Linked DNA regions of Homo sapiens: all the other regions are linked to region 1. The links are chromatin contacts, found by Hi-C or POLR2A ChIA-PET in ENCODE. All regions are on one chromosome and are shown on one strand. Each heading gives the region's core, a stretch centred on a gene start or an enhancer-like site at or near the end of the contact. The rest is flanking DNA. Distances are from core to core; before and after follow the strand shown. Region 1 holds the start of RPL14 (ribosomal protein L14). Region 2 has its middle 80 kb from the start of CTNNB1. Region 3 overlaps CTNNB1 (catenin beta 1). Region 4 has its middle 230 kb from the start of CTNNB1.

What was found. A loop is a pair of places that touch in the nucleus more often than their neighbours do. ChIA-PET counts read pairs that join two places held with the same protein, here RNA polymerase II (POLR2A). Pooled maps may share reads with other maps.
Region 2: a loop to region 1 is called in a map of CD8-positive, alpha-beta T cell, with 10 times the contacts of the local background. The contact joins the enhancer-like site here to the promoter of RPL14 in region 1. A Hi-C loop is called at or near these places in 3 of 168 maps with a recorded cell type or tissue (CD8-positive, alpha-beta T cell, HepG2 and naive thymus-derived CD4-positive, alpha-beta T cell) and 12 of 50 pooled maps. POLR2A ChIA-PET finds 5 or more read pairs at or near these places in 1 of 52 experiments (A673).
Region 3: a loop to region 1 is called in a map of ascending aorta, with 3 times the contacts of the local background. The contact joins the enhancer-like site here to the promoter of RPL14 in region 1. A Hi-C loop is called at or near these places in 2 of 168 maps with a recorded cell type or tissue (CD14-positive monocyte and ascending aorta), 1 of 37 single-sample maps with no recorded cell type and 4 of 50 pooled maps. POLR2A ChIA-PET finds 5 or more read pairs at or near these places in 5 of 52 experiments (CD4-positive, alpha-beta memory T cell, IMR-90, OCI-LY7 and 2 more).
Region 4: a loop to region 1 is called in a map of prostate gland, with 4 times the contacts of the local background. The contact joins the enhancer-like site here to the promoter of RPL14 in region 1. A Hi-C loop is called at or near these places in 3 of 168 maps with a recorded cell type or tissue (ascending aorta, prostate gland and thyroid gland), 5 of 37 single-sample maps with no recorded cell type and 12 of 50 pooled maps.

What each region holds. Positions count from the first base shown.
Region 1 is chr3:40,455,201-40,461,458 of GRCh38, forward strand. RPL14 (ribosomal protein L14) reads left to right here and starts at 2,139. Exons shown (of 6, transcript NM_001034996.3): 1 at 2,139-2,274; 2 at 2,690-2,791; 3 at 3,442-3,536; 4 at 6,207-6,258. The coding sequence starts at 2,272. RefSeq lists an enhancer at 1,938-2,232 and silencers at 2,375-2,424, 3,638-3,932.
Region 2 is chr3:41,116,296-41,122,866 of GRCh38, forward strand. No RefSeq gene overlaps it. Among named protein-coding and RNA genes, the nearest start is that of CTNNB1, 80 kb to the right of the region's middle. RefSeq lists an enhancer at 1,258-1,387. Within about 2 kb of position 1,261, at least 13 of the 41 ENCODE cell types and tissues checked have a DNase peak (open chromatin) inside an H3K27ac peak, as active enhancers do; they include CD8-positive, alpha-beta T cell, where a contact is called at or near this core.
Region 3 is chr3:41,218,191-41,225,465 of GRCh38, forward strand. CTNNB1 (catenin beta 1) reads left to right here. Exons shown (of 15, transcript NM_001904.4): 2 at 5,831-5,891; 3 at 6,336-6,563; 4 at 6,764-7,017; 5 at 7,144-7,275. The coding sequence starts at 5,879. Among named protein-coding and RNA genes, the nearest start is that of CTNNB1, 22 kb to the left of the region's middle. RefSeq lists an enhancer at 6,218-7,275. Within about 2 kb of position 6,026, at least 3 of the 41 ENCODE cell types and tissues checked have a DNase peak (open chromatin) inside an H3K27ac peak, as active enhancers do; they include ascending aorta, where a contact is called at or near this core.
Region 4 is chr3:40,969,043-40,976,273 of GRCh38, forward strand. No RefSeq gene overlaps it. Among named protein-coding and RNA genes, the nearest start is that of CTNNB1, 230 kb to the right of the region's middle. RefSeq lists enhancers at 1-231, 2,070-3,269 and a silencer at 2,562-2,611. Within about 2 kb of position 2,594, at least 29 of the 41 ENCODE cell types and tissues checked have a DNase peak (open chromatin) inside an H3K27ac peak, as active enhancers do; they include prostate gland and thyroid gland, where a contact is called at or near this core.

The DNA of each region.
Region 1 (6,258 bases), core at 889-3,388:
CAGATTAAAGACAGAATTTAGGAGGCTGCTAGAGCAGTCTCAGGGAAGATATGCTGGCATAGAGCTTAGAGGAAAGGCTTGAAATACATCTGGGAACTGTCATGGCAAAGATCATCACCTTAATCAAGTGATAAAAGGTAACACCTCTCTGCACTGGCCTGGGTAAAAATCTAAAGAATAAAATACCACCACAATATTGGGAACCCATGTGTGGTGGTGTATTCCTGTAGTCCCAACTATTCTGGAGGCTGAAGCAGAACTGCTTGAGCCCATGAGTTCAAGGCTGTAGCAGGCTACAATCAGACCTGTGAATAGCTACTGCACTCCAGCCTGGGCAACACAGCCAGACCCCATCTCTTCGAAAAAATGTATATGTGTGTGGCCAAGCACAGTGGCTCACGTTTGTAATCCTAGCACTTCTGGGAGGCTGAGGCAAGTGAATCACAAGGTCAGGAGTTCAAGACTAGCCTGGCCAAAATGGTGAAACCCTGTCTCTACTTAAAACACAAAAATTAGCCGGGCGTGGTGGCAGGCACCTGTAATCCCAGGTACTTGGGAGGATGAGGCAGAGAACTGCTTGAACCCGGGAGGCAGAGAACTGCTTGAACCTGGGAGGCAGAGGTGGCAGTGAGCCGAGATCGCACCACTGCACTCCAGCCTGGGTGACAGAGGGAGAGTCCATCTCAAAAAAAGAAAGAAAAAAAAAAGTGTTTGTGTGTGCGTATATATATAGAGAGAGAGAGAGTGAAGAGAGAGAGAATGTATTCTGATGTGATGCACCAAGGACATAGCATTTCTACCAAAAATTCACTATCTGAATCCAATGAGGAAAACTCCAACAAACCCATGTTACAAATTTAACAGTTAAATCTAAAACTATCAGTTAAAGACTAGAGACCTGATAAATAATTGCAATTTGTAATCCTCCATTAGATCAAGAGCCTGGAAAAACAATTTTTTTTCCCATTTGCTCCAAGGAACATAGGAGCAACAACTTATAAATTTGAATAAGGACTGAAGGTTAGATAATAGTACTATTGCAATATCAATTTCCTGATTTTGATAAGTGTACTGATGACATAAGAGAATCTCTCTGTTGTTAGGAAATACACATTTTAAGAACGTATAGATAGGCTGGGCATGGTGGCTCACGCCGGTAATCCCAACACTTTGGAAGGCCGAGACGAGAGGATCGTCTTCACTCAGAAGTTAGAGGCTGCAGGGAACCATGATCGCGCCACTGCACTCCAGCCTGAGCGACTGAGGGAGACCCTGTCTCTATAAAAGAATGTAACGCCAGGCACGGCGGCTCACGCCTGTAATCCCAGCACTTTAGGAAGCTGAGGGAGGCAGATCACGAGGTCAGGAGTTCGAGACCAGCCTGGCCAACATAGTGAAACCCTGTCTCTACTAAAAATGCAAAAAAATTAGCCGGCCATGGTGGCGCGCGCCTGTAGTCCCGGCTACTTGGGAGGCTGAGGCTGGAGAATCACTTGAACCCGGGAGGCGGAGGTTGCGGTGAGCCAAGCCCCCGCCACTGCACTCCAACCTGGGCAACAGACCGAGACTCCGTCTTTAAAAAAAAAAAAATGTAGCGATAGAAGGACATCATGTCGGCAATTTCCTTTCAAATGATATAGCACATGCAAAACGTTAACATTTGTGGAATCTAGAAGGGTTTGTGGGAATTATTTGTACTAGTTTAGCAATATTTCTGTAACTGTGAATTACTTGAAAATGAAAGGTTAACAAAGTTACTGAGATTAGGAGAGAACGTGAGGAGCGAACAGACCTAGCCATGAATAACCAACAAATAAAACTCGAGGAAATAAAAAGGAACTCAAATGGCATGCGACCAACGGAAGACATAGCTTCTGTACTCTTAACCCTAAATTACTAAGCGATGACCCTCCTGCAGCTTTCTAATCCAAATCACCAAAAACAATCTCGCCGCCCAACTTTGCCAAAAAGCAACTTAACGCCAGCCGACTCCGCCATGTTTTCCCAGTGAGCTTGCGAGCGCGTGCGTACGCACGCACGCACGCACGCACCAACCAATCGGTGCTCACGTCGGTGACTCGTTACCGCAGGGGCGGTGCGTTCTTCTACACATGCGCAGGGTTGGGCGGGTCTTCTTCCTTCTCGCCTAACGCCGCCAACATGGTGAGTCTTACTGTTGCGGGCTCCGGGGCCGTCGACCATGCCGCTCGACCTCCACCTCCGCTGGGAAGCTGAGGCGCCAAACGGCTCCCAGAGGGTCCCGGGAAGCGCATGGTGAGGGTCCCCGGGCCGGCTGTGCAGCGGAATCGGGCCCTTCCCGGACTCGCGCCCTTCCCGGACTCGCCGCTGGCGAGCGCGTGGAGGGCCCGGCAGGCCTGGCGCGCCTTGGGCCACGCGTGCGCGCCTCCGCCGCTGGAGCTGGATGGCTGATGCGGCTCGTGGTCCGAGAGCCTTGTCCTGCCGTGTGGGCCTTGCGGACCTGGGAGCTGGCGGGCGTTGGGAACCGGGCTTAAGCTACTGAGGCGTTTGCTGATTTCGTCCATCCAGGTTGGCGCCTGGCTCTCGGGCGTTTGTTCCCTGCAGCATTCTTTTTCGCTGAATTTAACCATGTTGTCTTTAGCTGCAGAAGGTGACATATGTAGCGAGTATTTCTAAGTAAGTTTCACTGTCCTTTCTCCTCCAATTTTAGGTGTTCAGGCGCTTCGTGGAGGTTGGCCGGGTGGCCTATGTCTCCTTTGGACCTCATGCCGGAAAATTGGTCGCGATTGTAGATGTTATTGATCAGAACAGGGTAAGTGTCACAACTTTTTACTAAACATGGCAGTGGACATGTGCCCTGCAGATGGCAATAATGAATTGTCTCGATGGCTGTGTAAGATGAGGATGCTATGGGTAGTCGCTTTATTTTACCATTGAGGAAACAGGTAATGGTACGGGTTTTAAGCACAGCCTGAAGTTAGCTATTAGTATTGAATTTCAGTATTAGCCACTTAAGCTAGAGCCAGTTATAGGCTGAAACGTTGGTTAGTTTTAAATGAGTTACTATACGTAAAGTGAGTTTAGAACAGATCCAGCACGTAGAAAGCACTTTTGTATTTACTGCTGTGTATTTGAAACAAGCAAACTAAGGAGTTGACCACTGACTATAAATCAGCAGGGATCAGAGTCCTAAAGTTGCCTGTAAATTACATGTGGTTGGTTTCTATGGGGTACTATATAGTTTAAGAAGGAGCATTTAATGATGTGGAGAAATGTTTGTGTTGAGCAAAAGACATACATATATATAACCCAGATAGGACAATCCTTGTCTTTTCTGAGCAATTTATTAAAATAGTAGTGTGGGTTTGATGGCCCTGAACGGATAAGTAATGTTACAGAACCATCTGACCATTTTAATTGCTGTTAGATTTTGCACTGAAGTTCTTGATGTTTGTGTTCTAGGCTTTGGTCGATGGACCTTGCACTCAAGTGAGGAGACAGGCCATGCCTTTCAAGTGCATGCAGCTCACTGATTTCATCCTCAAGTTTCCGCACAGGTAACTGTCCACTAATCACTCCTCCCTCCCATCCCCAGATTTGTTTATGCTAGTAAAAGTTTGTTTTGGAGTAAACAATACGGAAGATTCAGAGCCATCCTGAAGAGGGATTTGCATCATAGAAGTAGACAGGGATTATTTACTTTTAAAATGTCTTGCCTGCGCGTGATAGCTCATGCCTGTAATCCCAGTACTTTGGGAGGCCACGGTGGGAGGGTCTCTTGAGCCCAAGTTTCAAGACCAGCATGGGCAACATGGCGAAAACCCCCATCTCTACAAAAAATAAAAAAAAAATTCGTTGGGCATGGTGGCACGCGCCTGTAATCCCAGGTAGGGGGGCCTTGGGGGTGCTGAGTTGGGAGGATCGTTTTAGCGAGGTCGAGGCTGCAGAGAGCCGTGATCATGCCACTGCACTCCAGCCTGGATGACAGAGTGAGACCCTGTCTCAAAAATAAATAAATAAAATAAATGCCTTGAGGTCACTTTTCTATCCTGGTAGTTTAGGGCTTTGCCTTTGTTTAGATTTGCCATCTTCTTTTCTTCTGGTTTCTGCCAAATTTTTAGCTTAAAGTAAACAACAATACTAAGTCTTGTGTTTATTGCTACTAGCTATCATTAGATAAGCTCTCAGTGTGTGTCAGTTACACAGTATTTAATATAAGAGGTTTTATCCCTAGCTTACATTTAAGTGAGGCAGTGAATAGCAGTTCTTTTTTGACATGAAAATTAAAACACTTTAGTGTGTTGCTATACAGTTAATTCAACCCACAATGATGGTTGCAGTGGAACATGTAATTTTGCATGCTTTAAAAAATAGTCAAAAACTTGCTGTATGTTGGCCGGGCGCGGTGGCTCACGCCTATAATCCCAGCACTTTGGAAGGCCGAGGCGGGTGGATCACGAGGTCAGGAGATGGAGACCGTCCTGGCTAACACGGTGAAACCCCGTCTCTACTAAAAATACAAAAAAAAAATATTCCGGGCATGGTGGCGGACACCTGTAGTCCCAGCTACTTCAGAGGCTGAGGCAGGAGAATGGCGTGAGCCCGGGAGGCGGAGCTTGCAGTGAGCCGAGATCGCAACACTGCACTCCAGCCTGGGTGACAGAGCGAGACTCCGTTTCAAAAAAAAAAAAAAAAAAAAAACTTACTGTATGCTGAGCACTACAGGCACTGTGGGACGTGTATTAACACATAATGGATTTTGAAGTACTGGTAGTTGAAAACATGCCACTTGAACAACCTCGAGTGAACATAGCCATGCTGCTACTACTGTGACATACCAATTAGGGGTGAAGCTTGAGGATACTTGTCAAAGTTCAAAGCAGTAGAAAATACTTGGTAACTTAGATTTTTCACTAGGTACTCTTGTAATTCTGCCTTGGATCCCTGGACACCCTGGATTTTATTTTTAGGATGTTTGGCCACAAATTGTTACTGTAAATTTTTTTTTAAAAAAAAGCCTAACAGTTAATATTAATTACCTTGTTTGTTACGAGAATGAATGGCTCGGATGTGTGCAGTGGCTCATACCTGTAATCTCAGCACTCTGGGAGGCCAAGGCAGGTAGATAACTTGAGGTCAGGAATTTGAGACCAGCCTAGCCAACCCCGTCTCCACTAAAAGTCCAAAAATTAGCCCAGTGTGGTAGTGTACTCCTGTAGCCCCAGCTATTTGGGTGGATGGAACAGAAGAATTGCTAGAACCTAGGAAGCAGAGGTCACAGTGAGCCAACGTTGCGCCAGTGCATTCTCCATCCTGGGTTACAGAGCAAGACCCTGTCTCAAAAAAAGAAAAAAAAAAAGAATGGTTTTCAACACGTCCACTGCCCGAGTGGAATTATATATAGTCAGAGGTGGGTTTTTTGTGTTTTTTTTGAGGGTTTTTTTTTTCTTTTGACACGGAGTCTCACTTTGTCACCCAGGCTAGAGTGCAGTGACGCAATCTTGACTCACTGCAACCTCAGGCTCCCAAGTAGCTGGGATTATAGGCACCTGCAACCACGCCCAGCTAATTTTTGTGTTTTTAGTAGAGATGGGGTTTCACTATGTTGGCCAACCTGGTCTTGAACTCCTGACCTCAGGTGATCCACCCATCTTGACCTCCCAAAGTGCTGGGATTACAGGTGTGAGCCACTGCGCCTGGTCAAGAGGTAGTTTTTAAATTCATAAAATGGGCTGGGCTGGGTGCAGTGGCTCATACCTGTAATCCCAGCACTTCAGGAGGCCAAGGTGGAGGGTTGCTTGAGCCCAGGAGTTGGAGACCAGCCTGGGCAACGTAGCAAGACCCTGTCTCTACAAAAAATATAAAAATTAGCTGGGTGTGCTGGTATGCACCTGTAGTCCCAGCTACTTGGGAGGCTGAGGCAGGAGGATGGCTTGAGCCTAGAAGGTTGAGGCTACAGTGAGCCATGATCATACTATTGCATTCCAGCCTGGGTGGCAAGCAAGATCCTCTCTCAAAAAAAAAAAGGGACTGGATTACAGTTTTGATTAAAATATGCTTGAAGTTAATAACCTATTCTGGCTTACTGAACACAAAAATAAGTAAAATACATAGTGTACCAGGTGTTGTGTAACAGGAAGAGTGCTTTTCAAGGAACAAAGAAAGTGTCTTTGATAATGAGTGACTTCAAAGCTGATTTCTTAATCTGTGGTCTTGGCTCGTTCTAGTGCCCACCAGAAGTATGTCCGACAAGCCTGGCAGAAGGCAGACATCAATACA
Region 2 (6,571 bases), core at 11-2,510, 660 kb after region 1:
CTGTCCCATTACTTGAGTCACAATATTTCAATGCATGCAAAAGTATATATAGGTATTTATCCAAATAGGTAGCTATCTCAGGTGGGTAGGCATATAGGAATTGTGAATTTAGTTTCATTTTTTTCATTTCTTAGGATTTAGAGTCTATTTATGTGATATTTGAGGATCCTGCTTCCATGGACTGACATTCTTGCAAGCCCAAGCACAGAGCTGACTCTGCCAGCATCTTTTCCAGTTCTACCCCACCTATGAGAACCCTAAGAGTTAGGGACCACACAGGACAGATCAACCCTCTTTGTGATCCTGGCTGTGCCACTTATCACATTCAGCCTGTTTCCTCCTCTGGAAAAGAAAAATAGCAGGACGTCCCTTGCAAGGTATTTTTGAGGACTAATTGATAAGTGCAAACAATTTCTGAATGTTTATAGTCTTAGTTTGAAGGAATAAAACTTAAGTGGAGTTAAAGATAAAGGGCAAAAAGACCAATGAGAGAAAAGGGGCTAGAGACCATGTGGGGATTTAGTGGATTTAGTGCTGCTTGGAGGAAAGCCCCTGGGCAAAACAAGATTAACTTCTACAATCTTCTCCAGATTCTGAGAATGCACCAGATCACGGAGCCTAAGACCAATGTCTTGGTATTTGGCCTACACCTTACCACACAATCGTGCATTAAAAGCATAGCTCAGGGTCAACAGGACCCCCTGGTTTCCTGTGTGTCAGTCTGGCCTTCCCAGTCAGAACACAAGCTCCTTGTCTCACACGGGGCGTCTCTGTGTGCCCCGCAGCCCTGGGTGCAGAGCAGACCCTCAATAAATATTTGCAGATTGTCTGCTGGGAACGAGGCCTGACTTACTCCAGCTGCATCACAGACCTTCTGCCACCTCTGGGGCCCGTGGCTGCCTTTCAGACCTCAATGATACAGACGAAATGTGATTGCTACCAACTGTGGATAAAATAACCGTTTCCTTATACTCCAAGGGGAGAAAAAGCCAAGGTAGAGGCCTGGAAGGCTGTGGTGGCCACTGCAACAGGGCCCATGTGAATATCACAGACCTTCCATTTCTGTGACATAGGGAAAGGTCAGGTGAATGCTGACTTTTCTGGCTGGCTGGGGCATTACCAGGGCAGTGCAGCAGGGCCCATAGGAGAAAAAAATGGATGGGAGGACAGGAAGTCACCAAAGAGCCCTGCATTCTGCAATGATGTGGCGCTCTGACCACGCCCAGCCGCCCAGCAGCTCCAGCGAGGAAACAACTTCCTTTTGTGGTCTGACCCTGGCTGGCCGCCAGGGCTTCAACAAGAGCCTTGTGATGTGCACTTTTGAAATGTGTTGGTGGTGCGGAATGGCATGTCTAACTCGTGTTTAGTGCCCTTCAGCGTTTACGTCTCTTTCCCACGCCCACTGACGCAGACTGGCTGCATGTGGGGAGCTGGGGTAGTCGGCCAACCCAATGCCTGACCTTGTGGCCGGGGCACTTGAGACACGCTTCCTTTTCCCCTAAACCTGGCCTCAGTCAGGCCAAGGGTACGGCTCCCTGAAAGGACAAAGAAAAGAGAAAAGGAAGCCTGACTGATACTAGCTGCCAGACAGGCATTATGTTGTTTTTAATCTTCATGACAATTCTGTGGGGTTTTATGGCCTCCCTTTTACAGATGGGGAAACTGAGGTTCAGAGAAGTTAAATCTTTTTCTCAGGGTAAACACAATTAGAGCATGGGGAGCAGGGACTCCACCCTAGCCTGTCTCCTCCAATGATCAGACTCTTTCCAGACACCACAACTCCTCTCTTAAGACCCCAGGGTCACTCTCCTTGGGGTCAGAGGCAGCCACACTCCATGTTTCTATTGCCTGCATCCACGTCACAGATCAGAGTTTGAGAAGGGTCAGAGTCAGCCAGGTCAGTTCTCTCCATGCCCATACTTTGCTTTAAAGGCTTTTCACTCGATTTGGGTTGTTAATTCTCAAAGTATGTCCGTCAACGTGCAAAAGTTACTGTGCATATTCTTTTCCCACTGTTTTCTTGTTTTTCTGTTGTTTGTTACCTAAGGTAGCTCCTGCCAGTCTCTGTGTGTACTAGGCAATTCGTGCATTGCTATAAAGAAATACCTGAGACTGGGTAATTTATAAAGAAAAGAGGTTTAATTGATTCACAGTTCTGCAGGCTGTCCAGGAAGCATGGCAGCATCTGCTTCTGAGGAGGCTGAGGAGGCTTTTACTCATGGCAGAAGGCAAAGCAAGAGCAGGCACGTCACATGGTGAGAGCAGGAGCAAGAGAGAGAGAGTGCTAGGGGAGAGGTCCCACATACTTTTAAACAACCACATCTCACAAGAGCTCACCACTATCGTAAAGACTACACCAAGCCATGAGAGATCCGCCCCCGTGACCCAAACACCTCCCACTAGCCCCACCTCCAGCACTGGGGATTATAATTCAACATGAGATTTGGGTGGAGACAAATATCCAAACTACATCACTGTGGAAACACCAGCAAGTTGTCTGAGTGGTCTCTAGGAAACCCAAACCCCAACCAGTGGATGATAAATAGCCCCTCGTTTGTGAAGTGCTAACACCTTGGTGACACAGCCCTTCACGTCCCCTCCACTCACGTGATCTGGGAGGAGCTGCTCCAACCACACAGCCCCTGCCTTGGGCTAGTGCCCTCAGGAGATTAGAGTTCGAAGGCACATTGTTTATTTGGGAGGTAATCCCAGGAAATTCCAATAGGATAGTAAGGAAAGTGAGACGGGGAAGGAAAGGACAGTACAGGGGGTGTTCCTGATCAAGATGCCTCTGTGCGCAACTGGGCTCAGTCCCATGATGGCTCTCTGGGAGACTGGATAGGACATGCCTCAGAGTTGTGCCATCCAAGGGACAAGGAAGCTGGTGCATTTGCACACCAGTCATTGGTTTAGGGCTGCTCCCAGGTCAAAGTCCCTAGGCAGAGAGAGACATGTGGCTGCACACTTGTGGTGGCTCATACCTATAATCCCAACAATTTTGGAGGCCAAAGCAGAAGGATCACTTGAGTTCAGGAGATCAAGACCAGCCTGGGCAACATAATGAGACCTCATCAATACAAAAAAACTAAAAATGAAAAAATTAGCAAGACATGGTGGCCTGCACCTGTAGTCCTAGCTACTTGGAAGGCTAAGGTGGGAGGATGGATTGAGCCCAGGAGTACGAGGTTATAGTGAGTTATGATCACACCACTGCTCTCCAGCCTGAGTGAGACCCTGTCTCTTAAAAAGGAAAAAATTGCATGCTTGAGGTCAGCAGGTATATGGAAATAAAAGGTGCCATGGGAGATGGGCAGCTGCCAAGAGCACAGCAGGAGCCTCCATGGTGGTGCCATACAGGCTACCAGGAATGCAGGACAAAGCTCTTGCCCTCTTCCCTTCCTCCTCCTTGTTGGTTTAAATTTGGAAGATGCTACAGCAAGGGCTGTAGGCTGCCTTGTCTGCCTGCCTGCACACTTTCTCAGGGATCTCAGACCAGGGAAGAAACCATTAGGGGACCCTGTCCAGATTGGTGGAGTCTGAGGAGATAAAGATGGGGCACGTGGACTGGTAATCACTCAAAGGCAAACCTTCCAGAGAGCAGAAGAGGACTGACCCAGAGATCCCTTGATGAACCTAGCACATCTGCTAAGTGACCACTTGACAAGCTGAAAGACTGCAGTGAAAGCCTGCAACAATTGTAAGATTTCCAAACTTTTCCCAGGAGTTGTCCGCTAGAAGCAAAGATGACTGCAAAACAGAATCAAGCATGGCTCCTCTTATAAACACAGGGTGGGGTTGGGGCACAGGAAGAAGGAATTATTTGCAGCCTGTGGGAGGGGTGAAGGGTGCTGTGCCCCATTCCTTTACTATCCAGCAAGGAAATGACTGCCTCCTTTTCCTCCCATCGACAATCCTCCTCCTTCCTTCTGTTTCTGTTTGTCTGGATTCCCTCCGCTTATCCCTGCGGGCTTCTTATCCCCATCTGGTCTCTCTCTCCTCCTTCTCCCCACTCCCCAGCCTCCTCTTTTTGTGTCTCCCGGGGCCACTGGGTCCCGAAGGTGCCACATCATTATCTCCTGTCTTACTGCTCTCCCTTCATTCTCTCTCACTCTCCCCCGCCTTTCCCTGGGCTCCCAAAGGCTCCTTCCTCATCCCTTTTTAGAGACTTGTGTGTGCCTCTGTGAAGGGTTTGGAGTTCCCGCAATAGGAGATGCATACATAATTAGTGGGAGGGAACGAGGCATATGTGTCCCAGTGGCATGTTGCCTGTGTAGGTTGCAAATGGAGGCCTGGCAGCCTCGTCCAGTGCCAAGAACTGCTCTGAGCATCAGTCACCAGCAGCCTTCCATTCAACCACCTCCTTTTAGCCACGATCAACATTTCAAAAGGGAACGCACAAGGCCTACAGTAGGTTCCTATAATTCACCCAAGGGTTGAGCCTGCCGCTGGGAGACAAGCTGCATTCTTCTCTCTGAGTGAGCTATTTTTAAGAATGCTCCCCCTTCGTTTCCAGTTCCCATTTCAGCCCAAGCACTGAATTAGATTCTTTCTTCATTTTGTAGGCCCCCGCCTCTGTTATTATATAAAACCATTTCAGCCCTTAAGGAGTTGGCATCTGACATCCACAGCTTCTGAATCCCCAGAACAGAGAAGAGAAGGAATAAACAGAAGGGAGGGAAAGAAATGTTCTGTTTCCGCTTCAGCAACATGAATTGTCAGACAGTTAAATAGCAACAAAGTATTTGGTGTTAATCTTTAATATTCCCAGGAACTTATCACCTCCTCGTTCAATCCCAGAGCTGCCATTCTCCAAGTGATTCTGGCGCCTCTCACAAGATATCACACCTTCTATTATGCTCTTAAAAAAGTATCCACCAGAGGGGAGTTCTTAGTGATTAGACCGAAAAAAAAAAATGTGAAGCTGCTCCTTGCTATTTGCAAGGAAATGACTGAAAAGGGGTGAGCCATGGATTCCTTCTCCATCAGTCTTGCCTGTGTTAAGCAGACCCTGCCTGAGCTCAACTTCTGATGTGATCTTTCCCTTCCTCAGGCTCCAGAGTCAAGGGTGGTATTTGACAAATACCAGGGGAAGAAGGCAGCCCGAGAAAGTGGAAATGGAGAGGGGTTGGGGGCAGTCACCATAGCTGACTGTGCCTCCACTGACAGCAGCTCGTTCCCACCCTAGATGAGGTAAGCCAGGTGGCTTATCTTGTCATGCAAATGACAGGATGCTTCCTTAATATACACCGTGCATATGTCATCTTAATGTGGGTTCCCCCATAGGCAGATCCTGAAGCCAAGATTTCAGTGGAGGTAGTTTATTTGAGGAGTTCCTAGGACCACCTGTAGAAGAGTCAGAAGTGAGACAGGAGGGAAGGAGCCAATAAGGGTTTGTTGTCAAGCAACACTGTGGGCAACTGGAACTTAATCCCCCTGGCCAACTCTGGGAGTCAGTACAGAACACACCTCAGAGTTATTACACAAGAAGGGCGAAGGAGCTGGAATATTTCTCTACCAACTCCTGCTAACCCTTGGTGGAGGACTACTGGGAGGAGGGCATGAACTCTCTGGCTGTTTGGGCTTGTGCACACTGTCTGCAGAGAATACTTCCAGCAAACAGATGCAAGCACTGGCTGTTGAAAGCAATGGTAAGCTAGAGGGGATATGAACATGGCACATACAGCAAACATCAATGACCTATATCATCTGTGTTTGGGGGTTACAGCTACAAAATAAAGAGCAGGAATCTAAATTTAGCATATAAACACTGCCCTCGCTAAACCAAACTCTTATCCCTGAGTATCTCCTGAGTTTCCAGGTATCAAGCCACATAAGGTCTAGAAGTCTTCGTTCACCCTAACGCCATAGTGGTCAGGGACTTTATAGAGGAAGGGTTTCTCCTGTTTGTAGAAAGAAGTGCCTGGATCAAAGTTCCTGTCCGCCCCACAGATTGCAGGACTTCATAAGGCTGACCATTCCTTTCTCCCTTCTTCTGGAAGCTGTGGGTTTAGAGTGTGCCCAAGCAAAGCAAGGCAGGAAAGAGGAAGAAGATGAGTTACTCCCTCCCTGCCTGTTCACCTCTGCCATCAGTCTCTTCCCAAAACATGGATTTTTGTAGAAACTCTGATTGTTTTATAATGTGTCCACTGACACTCTCCCCCTCCTGGCTCCATGAGGACCAGGACTGGGTCTTTTCCAGAATTGGACCATCAGGTGGTAGATACTCAGTAAGCTTTTCTTAAATGAATGAATGTCATCATTGCCCAACTTAGAACCTCCTTTGGCTCCCCATTACCTATAGGATCAAGTCCAAATCCCTAGATATGACATTCAAGGCTTTTTCCAATTTTCTACCCATTATTTCCCACACAAGTCTCATGCCCTGCCATTCCTCTACATGGGGCTAATGACCATTTGTCCAAAATGTCACTGTTTTCCATTCCTTTAAGCATTGCATGTGCTATTAGGTTGATGCAAAAGTAATTGCGGTTTTTGCCATTACTTTCAAATTGCAAAAACGGCAATTACTTTTGCACTAACCTAATATTTCCTCTGCCCGGAATACTCTTCT
Region 3 (7,275 bases), core at 4,776-7,275, 770 kb after region 1:
TACTTTTAATCAAGTAATCCACTAATTGAAATATTACCTTCTTCATTTATGAAATTGCCACATTATATCTGGGTGTTTTTCTGCCTACTACAGTCTCTTACCCATTTCTTTCCTAATAATACAATACTTGAATTGCTGTGGTTGTTGATTTATAATGTTATCTTAATGATAACATTATAAATGTGATGGAACTGGTTCCTCCTTATAGTTCTTCTTAAATCAAGAACAAGACATATCTTCCCATTTACTCTCGTATGTATCTCATTTTACTGTTATGAATGAAATCTGTCCTATTTGTGTATAGGAAAATAGTTTTTGTATGTAATTGTGATATGGCCAGTTTTATTAAAAATTTGGTTAAACTAAGAGTTGTTTTCTGTTCAGCCTTATCATACTATAAAATCCACATAAAATGGGTATAAAAGTGTCGCAGGACACTGGGCTCAGATGATTCTCCCACCTCAGCTTCCCAAGTAGCTGGGACTACAGCGGCATATGCCACCACACCCAGCCAATTTTTAAATAAGTTTTAAAAATAGTATTTTTAGTAGAGACAGGGTTTCACCATGTTGCCCAGGCTGGTCTTGAACTCCTGGACTCAGACAATCCACCTGCCTTGGCTTCCCAAAGTGTTGGGATTACAGGTGTGAGCCACCACACCTTGCCGAATTGCAGCCATATTTAATACTTTTTTCCATCCTATTCCCTTTGCTGCCCCCAGGCCTCCTGTATTGATAGCCCGCTATTAAGAAGCTAGTGTATATTCTTTGCATACTTTTACTTCATAAACTATATGAAGCATTGTTCTGTTTTTTAACTTAATTGGTATAAAATTATATTTTGGAAATTCAGTATATTCTGTGAAAATTATTTAGAAAATGTGCCTCTGAGATAAAGCCTATTCAGGATGTATCTTAAAGGAGATAGCTGTGCTTTAACATTATCAGTCTTTTTGGCTGCTTATGTTAATATAAGTTGGAGAAAAACAGTCTGCTTTTTGTGATAATATGTTCTTGGAGATGGAGTGAAAGATTGTTTAAAAACATTGTCTTTTTTTTCCCCTGAAGTACCAGTATTTATTTTAGGATTATGTTACTGATCAAAGATGCTGTGTGGAGTTACTCATTGGTGAGACTAACAATAAATCACACATGCAAAGGATGTTACCATAATCTAATTATTTTAAACAGTAAAATTATATTCTAAGACATCCAGTTGGCCTATATGTGCTATATCAATGACTATCAAGGGGCTTTTTATGTATACTGTATACATGTACTTCACAAAAATATAAAAGGATGACATCAAAAATCTGGCAAGCCAAAAGCCTACATTACATGTAGCAAATAAATAAGCATATGAACTTATTGGAATTTAAAACCCTGTAGGATGGGCGGGTGATGGTATGTATGTTAGATGTGTGGACATATCTATTAAAAGTTGTGTCAGATAACAGCTGGTGCTGACAAGCCCTTGGTAAGATGGCAGCATGTTCAATATGTTCTGTGAAAATTATCTCAGTTTATGATCTGTCAGTATTGTGGAGCTATGCATGAAAGGACTTAAAATTCTTACCCTTAAACTCAGTAACAGTGTTTCTAGAACTTCTGGTGATATGGGAAATTAAGAGAATTATTTATATGCAAAGGTGTTTATTGCAGCATTGTTGGAATAATAGACAAAATGGGGAAGAACAAGCTCAGAATGGAGGAGGTAGCTTATAGTATAGACATACGATACAATCCAGATGATAATATTTTATAATAGTCTTCACAAGGAATTTTATATTTTTATTTTTAAAAATACATAGCAGTGAGTTTAATATACCAAACATACCAAAATGTCATCATTTACTGTGTGGTGGACTCATATGATGGAGATGATAAATAAAAATATTAATTTATTTGAGGCATATATTTATGGCTGAGGAAGGAAGACAGTTATGAAGAACAGCTCATTCTGGAAACATACTAATTTTTCCCAGCCATAAAGAGATTTCCTATTTCTTTTTTTTTTCCATTTACCTTCTGTTTCCTACCTGAGAAGATTTCATACTTCTAATAACCATTTGTGTACCTATTTAAAGACAGTACCAAAGGCATACATTTTAGTGTTTGGAGGACCAAGGGTCATTTGATGTTTGATGCTTATTGACTATTCGAGGATGACAAGACACCTTGAGAACACACACACCCACACCCACACCCACACCCTCACCCACCCACCCCACCCCCCTCCCCGAAGAAAGCTGTGAAGGAAGAAAGCAGAAAAGAACCTGGAGTGAGTTGTAACTTAAAATGTTAGTGTTGCATGAAGTGTGTTAAAACAGGAAGATTTGAGGAAATTGCATACATTTTCTAGATGGCAAAGTATTACTGGTGACAGTTAATGAAAATGCATATGCATGTGTTTTTAGATTTACAAATTTTACTAAGAACTTTTTAAAAATCCCTGAAGGTGTATCAAAAGTTTATCATGCTTATGAAATAGAGTAGCACTTTCTAACTTTAAAACGGGGAATAATTCTTTGGATCTTGATTATTGGAAAAGTGAATTATGAATTGCTAGTATAAAACTGTGGTTTTAAAATATGTCTGCTTTATATTTTTATGTAGCAGATTTACTCCTAGTTAATAATACTCAAACTTACTGAAAACTAAGGTAATTAAGATAATTCTGTCCTGATGGGAAGAGGAAAAATAACTTCAGTGTGAAATCTATTATATATTAGTTGTGGCAAGATTTCTCCCATTGACTTTGACTGGAGACATTTATAGGGTTAAAATCGGAAATAGCACGGTGAATTTTGAAGTATCCTTGTAGTTGGAAAGAGTATTATGTTCATATTGCCAAAAAAAAGATGCATGGATGCATTAGACTGGATGGAAAATACATGAGAAGTTGGCTAGCCCCCTCTTTGTCAAAACATCACTTGGTGGTGATAAAGCTGTTGGAAAACACAGCATTCTAATGTAGTCTGTAGTTTAATGATAATCTGTGTCTTGAAACATTTAGCGTAGTACTTATACAAACCTAGATGGCATAGTGTACTGCATGCCTAGCCTATATAGTATAGCCTGTTGCTTCTAGGGTGTAAAGCTGTATAGCGTGTTACTATAGGCAGTTGAAACAGTGGTATTTATGTATCCTTTTTTTTTTTTTTAAATTCTTTTAAGAGACAGGGTCTTGCTCTGTTGCCCAGGCTGGATGCATTGGTGTGATCATAGCTCACTATAACCTTGAACTCCTAAGTGATCCTCTTTGCCTCAGCCTCCCCAGTGGCTAGGACTACAGGCACATACTACCACACCTGGCTAATTTTTAACATTTTTTTGTAGAGATGGAATTTCGCTGTGTTGTCCAGGCTGGTCTTGGAACTCTTGTGCTGCAGCAATCCACCCGCCTCCCAAAGTGTTAGAATTACAAGCCACTTCGCCTGGCTTGTTTACCTAAACATAGAAAAGATCCAGTAAAAATACAGAATTAAAATCTTGTGGGGCCACTGTAGCATATGTAGTCCATCTTGACTGAAATGTCCTTATGCAGTGCATGATTGTACTTCATAATTTTTAAGCACTCCTCCCTCTTGATTGGTACTTAGTGGATTTTATCATTTTTGTTTCTTCATAATTCTTTCTGAAATGTCTACTGGTTGGACCTTTGATCTCCTGAATTGATCGTGATTTCTTCTGTTGTATTTTTTGTCTTTGTCATTTTTTTGTACTCTAGGCAGTTTTCTCAATTTTAGTTTCTATTCAACTTTTTGTTTTTATTTATTCTCTCCAGTATTTATGGAGATACTAAATTGAAGTGTTCTGTTTCTCTCTCCACCCTATCCCTAGTTTCAAGTTTTATCTCAGTTTCTATGGAGTCAGTTTTTTCGTTGCTTTAAAAAAAAATTTTCCTGAAGTGATTGGTAAGTTTTGGCTAATTGGGAGCACTAGAATTGGGCCCTTAATGGTTGGCAGGGTGTGGTGGAGGAGAGACAGCCCTTAGTCCAAAGGCTCAGGCCAGAAAAAGAAAGAGGAAGGCTTTCCTTTTCCTTTCCGGAGCAGGGTTCTGCCCTAGGTCTTGCTTGGCAGTCTATTTGATTTCTTTAGCAGTTAATGCTCAGTTTTTTGGCATATGTGGATCTGCCTCCAGAGCAGGTACAAGGTGAGTGAGTCTATGCTGTTACCTAATTAGATCCCCATTTCTACCCTTTGTTTTTACTTCTCTATCTACTGATAGGTTTTTACCCTCCTTCACCTCATAGGGTTGCAGTGAAGAGCAAGATGAATTTTTATTTATGTTGCATAAATTTTAAAAGCTAAAAAATATATATGTAATGTTGGGAAGTCCCAGTGTACAAATGGCTATTGTAAATTTGGAACATGAACTTGCTTTTTTCCATTGTAAAAATGAAATCATTATAAATTGCGGTCAAGTTACTAGGTCAGCCCACACAGAGTTTACCCAGTAATATGCGTAAATGTTTTGCCTTTGCATCAACAACAAGGAAAAACAGTACTATAAAAAAATGTTCCTGGAAGCCGGATGTATCAAAGCACTTCTGAAATAGCTATATAGCCTATAGACATGACCAGTTGGTTTCTGAGTCTGTTGACATTGGCCAAAGGAGAAGCTCAGTGTAGAACATGTTTGGAGTCTCCTTTTGCAGAAATACATTGGAGGCTGGAGTGGGGAACCAATTTTTCAGAAAGGTGGTGAAGTAGTTACATAGCCACTCTTTTAAAGACAGTCAAAAGATAGAAACTAAGGCCAGGTGTTGGCTCACATCTGAGATAGGAAAATCACTTGAACCTGGGAGGCGGAGGTTGCAGTGAGCCCAGTATGCACCTCTGCACTCCAGCCTGGTTTGGCAAGAGACCAAAACTCTGTCTCAAAAAAAAACAAAACATAGTTCACACTTAAATATTTTATTCCATATCTTTACATACCCAATATGTTAATTTATAGTTCAAGATGAACTTGTTTGGGACAGATTTTGTAATAAAGGAAATCGTGTTATTAGAAATATCTAGAGGCCATGAGCCCTTAAACTGTTCTAATTTGCAAGTAGTTCCCTGTGTGATGCAGTTTTTTTCAATATTGCACAATAAAGGCAAAATACGGACAAATTAGATGATAAGATTTATATAAATTTTTAAAATATTGATCAAAATATGTATCCATATTGGTAATATTTGTATTTATAATAAATCATTGCTGTAAATTTGAACTTAGAAAAATTTTACTAATAAAGGTGCTTTTGTGTTGCAAACTTTCATTTGAAAAGTAATTTTTCTTTGTACCAAAAAATCTAAAATTCGCTATTCTAGTCACCAAAATTTGCTTTATGAAAAATAATTTTTGATGGCACTATATCAGAAAACAACTTGTTAAAGAAAATGTGGAGTTTTTAAAATCCCACTGTACCTCTGTTATCCAAAGGGGATCTGTGAATTTTTCTGTGAAAGGTTAAAAAAGGAGAGACCTTTAGGAATTCAGAGAGCAGCTGATTTTTGAATAGTGTTTTCCCCTCCCTGGCTTTTATTATTACAACTCTGTGCTTTTTCATCACCATCCTGAATATCTATAATTAATATTTATACTATTAATAAAAAGACATTTTTGGTAAGGAGGAGTTTTCACTGAAGTTCAGCAGTGATGGAGCTGTGGTTGAGGTGTCTGGAGGAGACCATGAGGTCTGCGTTTCACTAACCTGGTAAAAGAGGATATGGGTTTTTTTTGTGGGTGTAATAGTGACATTTAACAGGTATCCCAGTGACTTAGGAGTATTAATCAAGCTAAATTTAAATCCTAATGACTTTTGATTAACTTTTTTTAGGGTATTTGAAGTATACCATACAACTGTTTTGAAAATCCAGCGTGGACAATGGCTACTCAAGGTTTGTGTCATTAAATCTTTAGTTACTGAATTGGGGCTCTGCTTCGTTGCCATTAAGCCAGTCTGGCTGAGATCCCCCTGCTTTCCTCTCTCCCTGCTTACTTGTCAGGCTACCTTTTGCTCCATTTTCTGCTCACTCCTCCTAATGGCTTGGTGAAATAGCAAACAAGCCACCAGCAGGAATCTAGTCTGGATGACTGCTTCTGGAGCCTGGATGCAGTACCATTCTTCCACTGATTCAGTGAGTAACTGTTAGGTGGTTCCCTAAGGGATTAGGTATTTCATCACTGAGCTAACCCTGGCTATCATTCTGCTTTTCTTGGCTGTCTTTCAGATTTGACTTTATTTCTAAAAATATTTCAATGGGTCATATCACAGATTCTTTTTTTTTAAATTAAAGTAACATTTCCAATCTACTAATGCTAATACTGTTTCGTATTTATAGCTGATTTGATGGAGTTGGACATGGCCATGGAACCAGACAGAAAAGCGGCTGTTAGTCACTGGCAGCAACAGTCTTACCTGGACTCTGGAATCCATTCTGGTGCCACTACCACAGCTCCTTCTCTGAGTGGTAAAGGCAATCCTGAGGAAGAGGATGTGGATACCTCCCAAGTCCTGTATGAGTGGGAACAGGGATTTTCTCAGTCCTTCACTCAAGAACAAGTAGCTGGTAAGAGTATTATTTTTCATTGCCTTACTGAAAGTCAGAATGCAGTTTTGAGAACTAAAAAGTTAGTGTATAATAGTTTAAATAAAATGTTGTGGTGAAGAAAAGAGAGTAATAGCAATGTCACTTTTACCATTTAGGATAGCAAATACTTAGGTAAATGCTGAACTGTGGATAGTGAGTGTTGAATTAACCTTTTCCAGATATTGATGGACAGTATGCAATGACTCGAGCTCAGAGGGTACGAGCTGCTATGTTCCCTGAGACATTAGATGAGGGCATGCAGATCCCATCTACACAGTTTGATGCTGCTCATCCCACTAATGTCCAGCGTTTGGCTGAACCATCACAGATGCTGAAACATGCAGTTGTAAACTTGATTAACTATCAAGATGATGCAGAACTTGCCACACGTGCAATCCCTGAACTGACAAAACTGCTAAATGACGAGGACCAGGTAAGCAATGACATAGCTAGCTTTTTAGTCTGCTTTGAAGTAAATGCTCAAGGGGAGTAGTTTCAGAATGTCTACCCAATACCAGTACTTGAAAACTAACGATGTTTCTGAATTCCTGTATTACAGGTGGTGGTTAATAAGGCTGCAGTTATGGTCCATCAGCTTTCTAAAAAGGAAGCTTCCAGACACGCTATCATGCGTTCTCCTCAGATGGTGTCTGCTATTGTACGTACCATGCAGAATACAAATGATGTAGAA
Region 4 (7,231 bases), core at 1,344-3,843, 510 kb after region 1:
CAATTCTTGGGCCCCTTGAGGACTTGCTCAGGTGCTAGTAGTTGCCATCATGGACCTGGTGGATGGGTGAGTAGGCTTCAGACCCTGAACAGCAAGCATGACATGGGCAATGGCAGTATCAGTGGTGGAACAACTGTCTGGCTCCTGAGCAGCCTGCACTGGTATTGCGGGTGGCTGCAACAGGATGGGTGGGCCAGTCCCCAGGCCCATATGTGGCATGTGTGGGTAGGTGCCAGCTGTAGTGGTAGTGACACATTGGGTGGGCTCAACCTCAAGCCCTCTGGAGGAGTGCTTAGGTATCAATGATGGTGGATGGGGTTAGGTAATCCTCAGGCCCCCGGGAAGCATGCTTGGGCATTGGAGAGGGTGAAGCTGGGCCAGGAGGACCTGGTTGCACATGCAGGTGCTGGCTGTGGTAGGCAGGGGTTGGGTGATTTTCAGGCTCTGGAGGAATGCTTACATGAGTGCAGGTGGCAGCAGCTTCACTGCAGCCCTCCTAGGGAGGGAAGGGTTGCTTTGAGTGGCAGAAGCAGTAGGCAGGTGGCTGGGGAGCATGTATTTCAGCCCCAAGCGGCAGTGGCAGGTGGGAGTGTCTATCCTCAGGGCTCATGAAAATGTGCAGCAGCTTGCACTTCAGCCTTGGTGGTCAAGAGGTTCTTTCGTGGCTAGGATTGCAGGAGTCTGTGTTGGGAATGCAGACCACTGGGGGTCTCTGACTTACCCTTTTCCTGCATTGGAGAGCCTCTCCATACTCCTAGCCAATCAGGCTGCCTTGCTTTCCTCTCCTTCCTTGCTTTAGGTGTTTCCTATCGCTTTCCTGTTGCATTCCAGTGTTCCCTCTTAGATGATCTATTCTAAGTGTGATTATCCACTCACTGTTTCAGTTCTTTGCAGAGGAAGCAAGTACCAGATGCCTCTAGTCAGCCATCTTGAAGCCTTGTGTCTATTAACTTTTATTTTCATTTTCAAACTATAAAATTCCTGTTATTTTCTTAATTCAACATGCTTTTATGAATGTAACAATATAAGCGTTTTAGTTCATATAGAGCCTCATTGTCCCAATCTTTTCTTAACCATTAGCCCTTCTAGCGATGTGGGTTTTTTTTTTTTTTAATGTAACCATTATGACTAGGGAAAAGAATATTACCCAGTAGTTTTCCCCTAAGTTAAACAAGAATTCCTTCTCACCCACTAAATTGAGTCACCCTGCTAAGGCCCCCATGAGCCCCTTTTCACTTTCTGTATTACTAAGCCCTTTGCCCAGCCTGACTAGATGGCAGCTATTTCCTGTGGGTCAGAGGGTTTTTAAGGCCTTTTTTGGAATTCTCCTTTCCTCTGGCTCAGGTATAAATGGTAATACCAAAAGGTAGTAGGTGGTATTTTAAGGAGACTGCTAGTGGACCTTCAAATGCTTTTCATTTCAAAACTTTAATTTTAATAATATTGCTCTCTTAGTTTGGGCTCCCTTAAAATCACAGCCTGAGACTAGACACAAGGACTTGGTGCAGGTGGTTTATTTGGGAGGAGATCCCAAAAAGCAGAGGTGAAAGAAAAGGGAGAGAGTGAGACAGGGAAGAATGAAAAGCCACTGAGTGTGCATCATTAAGGTTGCTGCTTTGGGCAACAGGGGCTCAATTCTTCTGTGACCTTTGGCAAGTGTGCAGAATGCCTTCTAGAATGTTCCCTCCAAAAGAGGAGTGGCTAGACTTGCTTACTGGCTCTCATTCTTCACTGGTTAGAGATGGCTCCTAGGGCGTTACCTCTCCATACTTGCAGGTTGTACTTGCTTGGGGGCTGACTGGGCTCCCAGTTTCAGAGATGGCTTTGAGGCAAAAAAACAGGGAAGCATTTTTCATGTTTCAAGAGGGCATTGTCATGGGAACCCACATTGCACTCTCTACCAGATCTGTGACAAAATCATAGGTGTGCTGAGGGGATTTGTTACAGGGTGCCAAAAGCATCAGCTACGAGCATATTGTCCCTTCTGAATAGACTGTTCCCCATTGTCCCTGTGGGGACACTTCCCCACCAATGGATCACCTGGTCATTGCTGTCCAGTCCACATGACATTGATGGGGAAGGTCACTGCTATTAGCCTCCCTTGACCGATGTCAGGGCTGTAAGGATCACTCTCCTCCATCTTCCTTCCAATCTAGCCCCTTGTCCATATCCTCCCTCTGTGGAGCTCACCTGTGTCTGGAAGGAGTTGTGCAACCTCAAGTGGCCTCAGTGAAAGCTGCAGTTGAAGAGAGCAATTCAGTTGACCACAAAGGAATGTGACAGAGAATCATCCAACGCTGCCTAGAACATCTCTCCTGCTCACCTCACCTGGCATGCTCACATGCAGCCATGTGGTCAGGGCAATACCGAGGCTGAGTTCAGTGCCACCCTGTGCTGCCCCTTGCCGGTGAACTTGTCACACTTGTTTACACATGTTTGCAGGCCTCTTTCTTATGGGCATCAGCAGCTTGTTGAGGACCATTCTATGTCTTCATTTTGTGCTCAGAACCTAATGTAGTGCCTGGACACAAAGGGTTCTCAGCAAACACTTGTGGATACAAAGGAGGGAGGGAGGGAGGGAAGAGGGAAGTCGGTTGCTAGGAGATAAAATGATTTGCTTATAGCACAGTTGCCAAAAATAAGTCACAAGTGGGGACTTCCCAGAACTAACCGTTCAGTGCAATACTTAGCTGAAATCTATTGCAAAATGCAGTACTTACTTAGGCACTTACTTTTGTCTTTATTGTTTTTTAAGAAAGAGATGCTCCAAAGGTCAGTGACTCAGACCACTAGGTGACTTGGCTGTGGTTTCCTATGAGTCAAGCCTACCAGACAGCAGAGGACAGAGGTGAACAGGAAACTGGGCCAGAGAAAAACCAGAGAAACAGAGAGTCAACACAGACGTCAAGGAGGCTTCCGCCCAGCTCTCTCAGGCCAAAGGGGCAGACAAACCCGTGAACTCCCAGATATTCATGTCCAAGTGAATGCAGCTGTACGAACTTCAGCTTGAAAACTTCTCTCAAATAGCAGGTGGGGAGAACAGGTAGTAAATGCCTGGGGTTGTGGCCGCTTCCTTCCCCAGCAGAGCTCTGCCCCAATGAGAACACAGGAAGGGTAGATAAGAGAGCAAAGTGGGCAGTTTTTCTTATTTATTTGTTTGGGTAAAGGAAAAACAAAACAAGATGTGAACACGCATATCTTCACAAACTGTAAAATTTATCTCTGTCCTCTATTCCCTGCATCCTTCTCCCTACTCTAACATCTTAACAATCCTAATATTTGCCTATTGTTACACAAAATGTACGCCAGTAGATATCAACATACCAATTAAAAAAAAACGAAAAAAATACTTTGCTGTTTTTCCTTGAAAGCACAATGACATGAGGCATCTTTGGAGAGAAGAAGCTGCCACAATCCGATGCCTCCTCGTACCTGCTACTAGCTGTGTAGGCTTGTCTGATCTAGCCCCCTGGATGTGAACAAACTAGAGCAACAGGGAGAAGCAGAGATGCAAAAGAGTTAATCATACAAATTGCTGAGTGTGCACAGGAAAAACATACTACATTTGTAATTGTGTTTACAGTGTACAAAGCACTCTCCCATATTCCTCATAATCTAACAACAATCCTGAAATCATCACTATTTACGATGCAGAAACTGAAGGAACAATAAATGGCATGTCCTATGCCATACAGCTAATACCAGGCAGATCTTGGCATTGAACTAGAGCTGTCTGAGCCTAGACCAAATATTGTTTCCAGGATTCTGCAGCAAACTCTACCAACTAGGTACCTACAGCCTCCCCTAACCTGCCTTCGGTCTCCTGAGCAGAAGTGTTTATACCTCAGTCCCAGCATGCAATAACCGTAACAGGTAATAAGCACCTTGGAGAAACACCAACTGCATCCAAAAGAGAGCCTGGTTCTGATAATTCTGTTTCACTAACTTCTAGAAGACAGAGAATGAACAGCTTAGGTGAACATTTAGATGAAATTAGAAAAAAAAATGTTAAGGGAGTTGAGTATTTGTTAAAGGTCCTTGAACATGCAATTCTAAAAGAAAAGGAAGCTCAGAGAAAGACACTGGGATCTTCCAGAACTGGGAAGAGCCTAGGACCTGAGATACAAAGATCTAGAACCAGGGAAAGCAGAAAACTTCACCTACAAAGTTCCATGTGCTGCACTGGGCCCTCAGCCCACACACATGCCTAATTCTACATCTTGGCTCTCCAGTCTTCTTCACAGACAGCGCTTGGTGCCTGGGGCCTTTCCAAGAAGAAAGGTGTTATAGTGTAAGGCTCTGGTGCCAGTCATGTTGGACTGGCCTTGCTAACACAAGACTGTTGTAGAGAAGAAGAGGAGGTCTGGTGTGCCCCAGGGACCACCCCTTGGCATAGGCCACTGTAGACGCAGCATGAACATGCTGGGGTCAGCAGGGCAGCCAGGGCTCTATTAAAATTCTAGGCCAGTTGGCACAAAAAAGAGAATAAGAATAGGGTGTCAGTTGGAGCCCTACACACTGAGCTGGCCTGTGGTTTTAAATATCGTGCAAATGCTGACAAGTCTCGAAGGTATATTTTCAGCCCAGACCTCACTTCCTAGCTCTAGACTCACTAGATGATATCACACATTTGGATATATCATATTATCTCAAACTTAATTTGTTTAAAATGAAACCTATAACCCATTCCTCTCACCGAGCATCCACCAGTTGCTCAGGTGAGAATCTGGAATTTGTCCCTGAGTTTCTCTCTCCTTCTCACTCCCACAGTTAGTCCATCACCGTGTCCTATTATGCTTCCAAATTCATTTACCTCTTTTCACCTCCAAGGCCATCTCCCTAGACCCAGCCCCCACCTCCTCCTACCTGAATCCTTGAAATCACATCCTTACCAGCCTTCCGGCTTCTATTGTGCTCTGACAAGAAAGCCAGAATGGCCTTGCCAAAGCTCAAAGCAGACTGTCCTTCCTTGGGTCTAAATCCTCCAATGGCTTCAGAACAGAATCAAAACTCTAATGGGGCCAGCAAATCCCTGCGGGCTCCAGCTCCAGCTGTCACCAGCCTCACTTCAAACTCCTTTTTCCCTACTTACATTCCAGCCCCTTCTTCCCCTGTGACACCAAACCCTTTCTGACTTCAAGGTCTCTACACTGTTGTACCCTCTCCCTGGAATTCCTCCTCTCCTACCTTTTGTGGGGCTATTTCCTTCTTATCCATCCAGTCTCAGCATAAGTGCCATCTCCTCAGACCTTCCCAGAGGCCTTTCCTCACCATCAAAAGATGATCCTTCCTGTTATCCTGTCTCATTGAATCCAGCTGTTTTATTTCATAGCAAACATCATAATTTGCTATTATATGCTGATTTGGTTTTCTTCTTTAATATCTGACCCTCCCTCTAGACTGCAAGCTTCATGAGGGGTGAGACCATGTCTGTTCTATTTATCCCTGTATCCTGAGAGCCCAGCACAGGGCCTCGTATATAATAAGGGGTCAATAATAGTTATTGAGTTAATAAATAAATACATTTAAAATAAATACATAAAATAAAAATAATGAAAACTAATTTGTTTCTTGTTCTCTCAAGAGAGCTTCTGCCCAGACCACACCCCACCCCTGCAACCCTTGATCTTTCTCAGTCCACTGTTGGCTCTGAGCAGTCCACACAGTTTAATGCTACATCAGGATGAGTACGCAAAGAGAAGCAAGAAAATCCCTCCCTTGAACATGAGCCACAGCCCTTCCCATCATTCCTTCCTTCCCTCCTTTATTAATTTAATAGATGAGCCCATATGTAATAAACATAATCATAACATAATAATAACTACATTTATGGAGCTTCTACAATTTGTTGGGCACAGTCCTTTATCTAGATTTTCTTATTTGATAATCTTTGGAGCCCTATAATGCAGTTACTTGTATTTGTTCTACTTTACAAAGAAGAAAATCAAGGCTTGGTGAATTAGGTTACCTTCTCTAGGTCAGATATTAGTAACTGGCAGAGCCAGGATATCTGTTTGGTACAGTAAGTCTAAGGCTTCAACCAATAAACCACACCACTTTCCAAATGTTCACTGCTATTCAATGTACTTTAAGATTCATCCAACAACTATTGAGCCCCCACAGATAAACCAAGCATTGTGCAAAGTGTTTGTGTGCATCTTCCTATCTTATTGCCACAACAACCTTGTAAGATGGGTCTTTATTATTCTCATTTTTGCAGAAAGGGGACTGAGATCAGGATTGTTGAAGCACCTTCATATGGTTCTTTGTGGAATATCAGGATTTGATGCAGCTCCCTCCCTCTGAAGCCATACTCTCTGCATTCTTGCATATTTTGCTTCTCTTCTCAGAGAAAGAAGCAGGCAGAACCAGGACTTGTGCATGCACACACTATGATCAGTGGAGTATAGCCTATTGGATTAAACCACTCCCAGAGAAGCCCTATTGATCTTATACCTCAAGAGTGGCTCGGGAAAGCCATGGGACAGGGGAGAGGCTTGAGTTTTGAAGTAGGACAGATGTCCGTTTAATTCTTTATCCCTCACTAACTGGGTGGCCTTGTGCAATCTACCCAATTCTCTGAGCCTCTGGCACCACTGAGAAAAAGGGTCCTGTACCAACATCATGGAGATTCTGTAGGAATTAACTAAGATCACAGAAAGAAAGCCCTTAATGCGAGGTCAGCACATGGTAGGTTCTTGGTAACCGGCTTGGTATTTTTAGCTTCCTGCCCACTGGGTTCTCAGGCCCAGGAGAGGAGACACTATAATTAGGCTATTCTGCTGTGGAATTCCTCAGAGCCTCATGCCTGTCTTTTTTCCTCCAATTGTCTCTCCCTTCCTTTCCCACCCACAATTTGAAACTGACTTTTCTGTCTGCAGGAAATGTGTTAAATGAGACAATGTTTGTGTTAGCGCCTTGTTTCATGAGCTTTGCTGGCATGTTCCTCTCTTCTGGTCCTTGGGGAATGTCTGAAATGTGGTCAGGTGCGCCTGCTGACAGTCTCACAGGCACGACGCACAGTTAGGAGAAGAGAATTTCATTAGCAGAAAATAATATGACAGGGATGTATTTATATGAGCACAGATTTTAGAGATACAGGTTTGGGTCCACATCCCAGCATTGTTACTGGCTGTGAGCCTGAGGCTGTGTTATGTACTACCTCCAAATGTCAGTCTCCTCGTCCACAAAACTTCTAGGATTCTTATTTTCATTAGAATAATGAGAGACA